Regions from separate parts of the Homo sapiens genome. Here region 1 is linked to region 2. Evidence: chromatin loops called from intact Hi-C (ENCODE). Cell type or tissue: endothelial cell of umbilical vein. All regions are shown on one strand. Each heading gives the region's core, and the rest is flanking DNA. Links, peaks and the distances in the headings are about the cores only.

What was found. Peaks named below come from ENCODE experiments on the same cell type or tissue, not always from the same donor. Only the 100,000 strongest peaks of a DNase experiment are listed, where the experiment ranks them.
Region 1: it touches region 2 in a loop (6-fold over the local background); 5 of 110 quality-filtered maps call a loop at or near these places.

The regions. Positions count from the first base shown.
Region 1 is chr5:52,726,539-52,729,451 of GRCh38, forward strand. The region is part of intron 2 of PELO-AS1 (PELO antisense RNA 1); the gene reads right to left. Among named protein-coding and RNA genes, the nearest start is that of ITGA1, 60 kb to the right of the region's middle. In endothelial cell of umbilical vein, for the core only: no CTCF peak of the experiment used is centred there; a DNase peak (open chromatin) is centred at 1,313; H3K27ac peaks cover 1,329 bases.
Region 2 is chr5:52,798,631-52,801,543 of GRCh38, forward strand. The region is part of intron 1 of ITGA1 (integrin subunit alpha 1); the gene reads left to right. PELO (pelota mRNA surveillance and ribosome rescue factor) reads left to right here. Exons shown (of 3, transcript NM_015946.5): 2 at 1,255-2,490; 3 at 2,779-2,913. The coding sequence starts at 1,765. PELO-AS1 (PELO antisense RNA 1) reads right to left here and starts at 2,183. Exons shown (of 5, transcript NR_186455.1): 1 at 2,062-2,183. RefSeq lists enhancers at 1,295-1,993, 1,994-2,693. In endothelial cell of umbilical vein, for the core only: no CTCF peak of the experiment used is centred there; DNase peaks (open chromatin) are centred at 781, 1,511 and 2,221; H3K4me3 peaks cover 2,312 bases; H3K27ac peaks cover 2,259 bases.

The sequences.
Region 1 (2,913 bases), core at 256-2,755, 72 kb before region 2:
GATTCCTATTTTACCATTCATTGTTTTCATGCACTGGGAAAACTCTCTTCAGCTCCTCTGTTCAAGTATAATATTGAAATTATGTGTATGGAACATCAGGGTTGTCCAAAGTCCATCCCAGCTCTCAAATTGAGAATGCCATGACTTTTCTGGTATGAATTGTATTTTTAATATATGTCTTAATATCAAACATAGACATGTGTAACTTGGCCCCTTAAACTAGGGTAGGGGTTTCTCTAGATATACCTCATCCTTCTTCCTTCTTTCATGTCTATTTAATGCAATAAAGTGACAAGATCCTTTCTAGTTTCTATTTCCCTGGTCTTAGAGTCTGATCTTATGGTGATATTGGTCTCTTCTAAATCCAAAACCCACCACTCTTTGACACGTTGAAAAGTATCCATTGTTACTCCTCTCCCATTTAGGAATACTTCAGTGGGAAAGTTTGAGGGGAATAGATCTAAGGAAATCTGAGAGTGTCTCTTCTTTGAAAAACAAAAGGACTTACATAATACAAAATATACATATCCATTTTGCTCAACAATATAGATAACTTGCATTATAAGCTTATGTCTGAGTACATATTTTTAAGTCCTTGGAGTTCTCTCTGCCATTGAGCTTTTTACTGCCTGCTCACTTGTGCTGTTCATCTCTTTGATATCTTCCCCAGCACACCATCTCAGAGCCTTATAAGGCTACCCAGATCCTGACAAGAGATTAAATGTTTCTTATGCAATATTTTTCATCTTTGTCAAAGCAATTATCTTTAGTTTAGGAAAAGTGCAAACCAAGTTTTTCCATATGCTATCAGCAAGATCAATTAACATTATTTATATAATGTATGATTTACTTCAGTTTAATTTTGTGAAAATGAAACTGTCAAGGATTTCAAATTTTTCTCTATCTGTAATAATAAAAAAGAAAATTATTTATCTTTGTGCATGCACAGAGTTTCATACACAATATAATTCTTAGAACAAACAAAAAAATTATCCTGAGATAGAGAGATAGTTCCTGAAGGGAACAGAATAGCAAGATAAATATCACCAGGAATTTGGCCTTTCCCTCACTGTCTAATTTCTGGCATACAATAACTTTCTCTAAAAATGGCATGCAAGCTTTCTCTAAAAAAAAGTTTTGTTTACAGAAGGCCAGAATAGGTCTGGCAATTGTTTCTCCTTCATATCAATGAAGCTTCGGTCACAGAATTTACATGGTCTGTTCTTTGTTTGGAGAACAACGCTGGCACACTAGGTGTGGAGACGAAAGGAGAGAGGATACCAGAGAACAGCGCCAGTTTCCCTCTGAGTCAGACACTGAAGGGCTGTGGGAAAGGGAGCTGGTCTCGAGGGCCTTCCGATCTGACCACTTTTCCAAGCCACTCCTTTATCCTGCAGGAAGGAGGAGGCTGAGCTTTCTTGCCACCAGAGAAGATCAATCAGGATCCCTTTAAGGCAGGGAGAGCCACATATCCTAGTCTTCCAAAGACACAGGATGAATTTCAAAGGAACAGAAATGGCAAGTCACCAAAAAATAGATCCATATGTTGTTGTTGTTGTTTTTTAAAGTGAAAATAGCTTGTTTTTTTTTTTAGTAGAAAAACTACCACATGCTTATTATGAAAAATTCAGACAACACATAAAAAGACAAAGAGTAGAGCCAAAATTTGAACCCAGGCAGCCAAGCTCCAGAGTTTAAGGTCTGTACTTTGTAGTAGTTAGTTACTACTGCCCCTTGGGTCTTCCCAGAATTAAACAAGAGCTCCAAGCTGCTATTTGAATCACAGTTTGGTGAAAGGGAGTGAATTTTTTAGAAGCTGGAGACCCGGCACCAAAGAACAGACTTATAAAAAGGGTTATAATAGTAATGACTCACATGCTTATCAGGCGAAAGGCTGTTAGCCAAATAATATGTATGTGTATGTGCATACACTGTGTATGTGCACATACACAGTGTGTGTATAAGAAATCTCATTTAATCCTCACAATAATCTGTCAGTTACAATTTACTCGCATCAATCTAGATGTGGAAGCTGCAGCTCAGAGTTTTAAACAATTTTCTAGAATCACAAAGCTTATACTCTGTAATAACGAAGTTAGGACTACAATCTGTCTGACCAGATTCCCAGCTCTCGACATGAATTTGTTGAGCGTCAAAAGTATGCAGGTATTGTTAAAAAGAAAATAAATATAGAAAGGAAAGGAAAAGTCACAGATTATTTCCCCTACAATGTGCAATAATGACTGAACACCAGGACACCTGCGTTTCAATCTTAAGTTAGCCATGAATGAACTACACGGTGATGGGCAAATCACTCAGTGTTTGTACTTTGGTTTCCCGTCAAAATTGGCAGAGTGTGATAGGTTAGTGGTTCTAATTTTTGGTGATCATAAACCATTTCCATGAATTCAATGAACTCTCCCTCCAGAAAAATGTATAAATGAACACAAGACGTAAAACTGCATTCAATTCAGTAATGACTTCCTAGTATATATTTATTGTCAGGCCTTCCCACTGAAATGAAATATGAATGAGGGCAAAGGACTCTGTGTTTTCCTGTCTATATCCCCAGCTACTAGAGCATTACTTGGAACATCATAAGCTCTGGAAAACTATCAACTGAATGAATACATAGATGAGGGCTCCTCATCTCCTTGAAGTGGACCCATACTCGACCCAGTTAAAAAACCCATGGATTGAATTATTTATGAGACCCTTTTTGGTTCTGAAAGACCTAAGCTTCAACCAAATGAAACAGCCAAACACTCTACTTCTTTTGACCAGTAATATTGGTAATAACATGTGCTTCAACCTAATATGTTAACTTGCAATTTTACCAACTTGTCTAGTAGTGAGCATGCACACACGCACTATCATACATGGCACTAGTTTTTTAGCATTAGTCCTGCTCAT
Region 2 (2,913 bases), core at 183-2,682:
AGTCATTCATGCCTCTGTCTGGCTTAGTCAATCTGAATCTGCATTTTTACGTAAGATAACATAGACAAATGGGGCAGGGGAACAATCAGATATGCATTTGTGTCAGGAGGGCAGAGGGGTGACTGTACCTGAAAACAGAAGCTATCTATTTACATTGCCATGGTAAATTTTCATAGAAACACTTTATGGTAAAGATCTTGGCGCTCACTGAGAATTTCCTTGTGGGCAAAATATGAGCGAGGTGTGTAGCTTTTCATCTGGTAGCCATCTCATTTAAAAACCAAGAGGCAAGGCAGTTTTGCGTGACCCAGTTCCCAGCTTAACTTTTCCCTTTGGCTTAATGAGTTTGGGGATCCGAGATTTATTTTCCTTCCACACGCCTATGCCAAACTCAGATTCCTTCCTTTCATCCCTGTTTCATCTGTTCAGGCTGGTTAGTTCCCCTTTCCAATCCACACAGAGAAAGACAGAAAAGACAGTGAGAAGCTATGTGTGCAGGACTTCTCTGCCCTCCACTCCATCTAAGCTCTCAAGAAACTTTTAGATTCTTTTGTTTTTTCTATTCATCGGTCTCTTAAAGAGGCAATCCCACTTCTCCATTTCCACTTCCTAATAAAGAATGCTAAGTAACTTAAGGATTTTCTTTAAATTATGTAGCTATTCAATCAGGGTCAGTCCTAGTTAATAGTTTTTCCCCACTTCCCATAGCCTCGGCTTTTAGCTTAGCTTTGGCAGTGAAGATCTGGCCCTAAGCTCTTGCGACCCAACCCCCAACCTAAACATTTCACAGGCTACTGGGCTGCGGAAAGCTGAGGCTGCCAACTTTGGAGCCTAGGATTCCCAGGACATCAGGTCAAGCAACTGAGAGGTCCACCCAGGGGTAAATTCCACACATAGTTTCTTCTCTCTTGGGACCAGCGCTTTAACATCTGGGTGAATCAGATCGTGCAGACACGGTAACTAGGCGCAGAAAACAGCTGGACACGTTGCTGGGAGCCCAGACAGAACGTGACCAGTAGTTCTCAGAAACCGCTTCTAAATACCAGCTCCAACAGGCTTGTAGCGTCCGAGTGCGGATAAGGCAAGAGCAAAAACGAGCATAGTTTGGGCCGTTGGGGCCAAATCTGCACTTCTGAGAGCTACTTTTACTGCTAAGCTTTGAAATTGGATTTACCCAGAGGGAAGCGTTGCAGTGGCAGCCGCAGGCAGGTAAAACTAGTATTTGCACTCACACACTCCCCGGATTCTTCACAGACAGGGATGGAAGAGAAAACTTAGGAAGTTGAAGTTTGGCATTAAAATAAAGGACTCGCCACCACTCTGTGCACCTTCTTGAGGGAGTTCATTCGTCCGGAGCGCCTCACAGCTTAGTGCGCCTGCGCACGCGCGAACTGCGGCCCCGCCTCTCCTTTGGGGACGGGAGACGTGCGTCGGGTCGCGGGACGGGGGCTGCGCATGCGCCTTCATTTCGTCAGCCCGCTGTTGCGTGCTGCCAGCGGGAACTGTGTAGGGGTAGATTTTCGCTGCAGTGTTCCCCGAGCCTGTTAGACGCAGCGCGCCGGGAGACTGAGAGAGGAAAGGATAGAGGAAGTGCTGCCCTAGGCTGCATGAGTCGAAGCAAGCGTGTTTCCTTCCCGCCAGGCAAGTGCCCTTAGAAACCGGGCCCCGCCCCCTTCCTGGCCTGCATTCCCATCCCCTCTCCCGGGGCGGAGGTGAGGACCTCCTTGGTTCCTTTGGTTCTGTCAGTGAGCCCCTTCCTTGGCCATGAAGCTCGTGAGGAAGAACATCGAGAAGGACAATGCGGGCCAGGTGACCCTGGTCCCCGAGGAGCCTGAGGACATGTGGCACACTTACAACCTCGTGCAGGTGGGCGACAGCCTGCGCGCCTCCACCATCCGCAAGGTACAGACAGAGTCCTCCACGGGCAGCGTGGGCAGCAACCGGGTCCGCACTACCCTCACTCTCTGCGTGGAGGCCATCGACTTCGACTCTCAAGCCTGCCAGCTGCGGGTTAAGGGGACCAACATCCAAGAGAATGAGTATGTCAAGATGGGGGCTTACCACACCATCGAGCTGGAGCCCAACCGCCAGTTCACCCTGGCCAAGAAGCAGTGGGATAGTGTGGTACTGGAGCGCATCGAGCAGGCCTGTGACCCAGCCTGGAGCGCTGATGTGGCGGCTGTGGTCATGCAGGAAGGCCTCGCCCATATCTGCTTAGTCACTCCCAGCATGACCCTCACTCGGGCCAAGGTGGAGGTGAACATCCCTAGGAAAAGGAAAGGCAATTGCTCTCAGCATGACCGGGCCTTGGAGCGGTTCTATGAACAGGTGGTCCAGGCTATCCAGCGCCACATACACTTTGATGTTGTAAAGTGCATCCTGGTGGCCAGCCCAGGATTTGTGAGGGAGCAGTTCTGCGACTACCTGTTTCAACAAGCAGTGAAGACCGACAACAAACTGCTCCTGGAAAACCGGTCCAAATTTCTTCAGGTAAAACAATCTTACCCAGGGATAATTAAGAATGGGCAGAGGGATTGGTATAAACTACTCCTAAAGTTTTAGAACTGGGAAAAATAAGAAGAGAAAGTCTTTACTTAGCTGGGATTTTCATGAGATAATGAAATAAAAAGAGAATGTTAAATGTCTAGCAAATTTATGGAGTAAACTTCGCTGAAACATATGAAGCCTTACTAGCGCTTTTGGCTTTAAGCCTTTGTGAGCTGATTAATGGGTGTTCTAGGAGATTATTTTGCCTAACTTTTGTAATTGTGATTCTAGGTACATGCCTCCTCCGGACACAAGTACTCCCTGAAAGAGGCCCTTTGTGACCCTACTGTGGCTAGCCGCCTTTCAGACACTAAAGCTGCTGGGGAAGTCAAAGCCTTGGATGACTTCTATAAAATGTTACAGCAT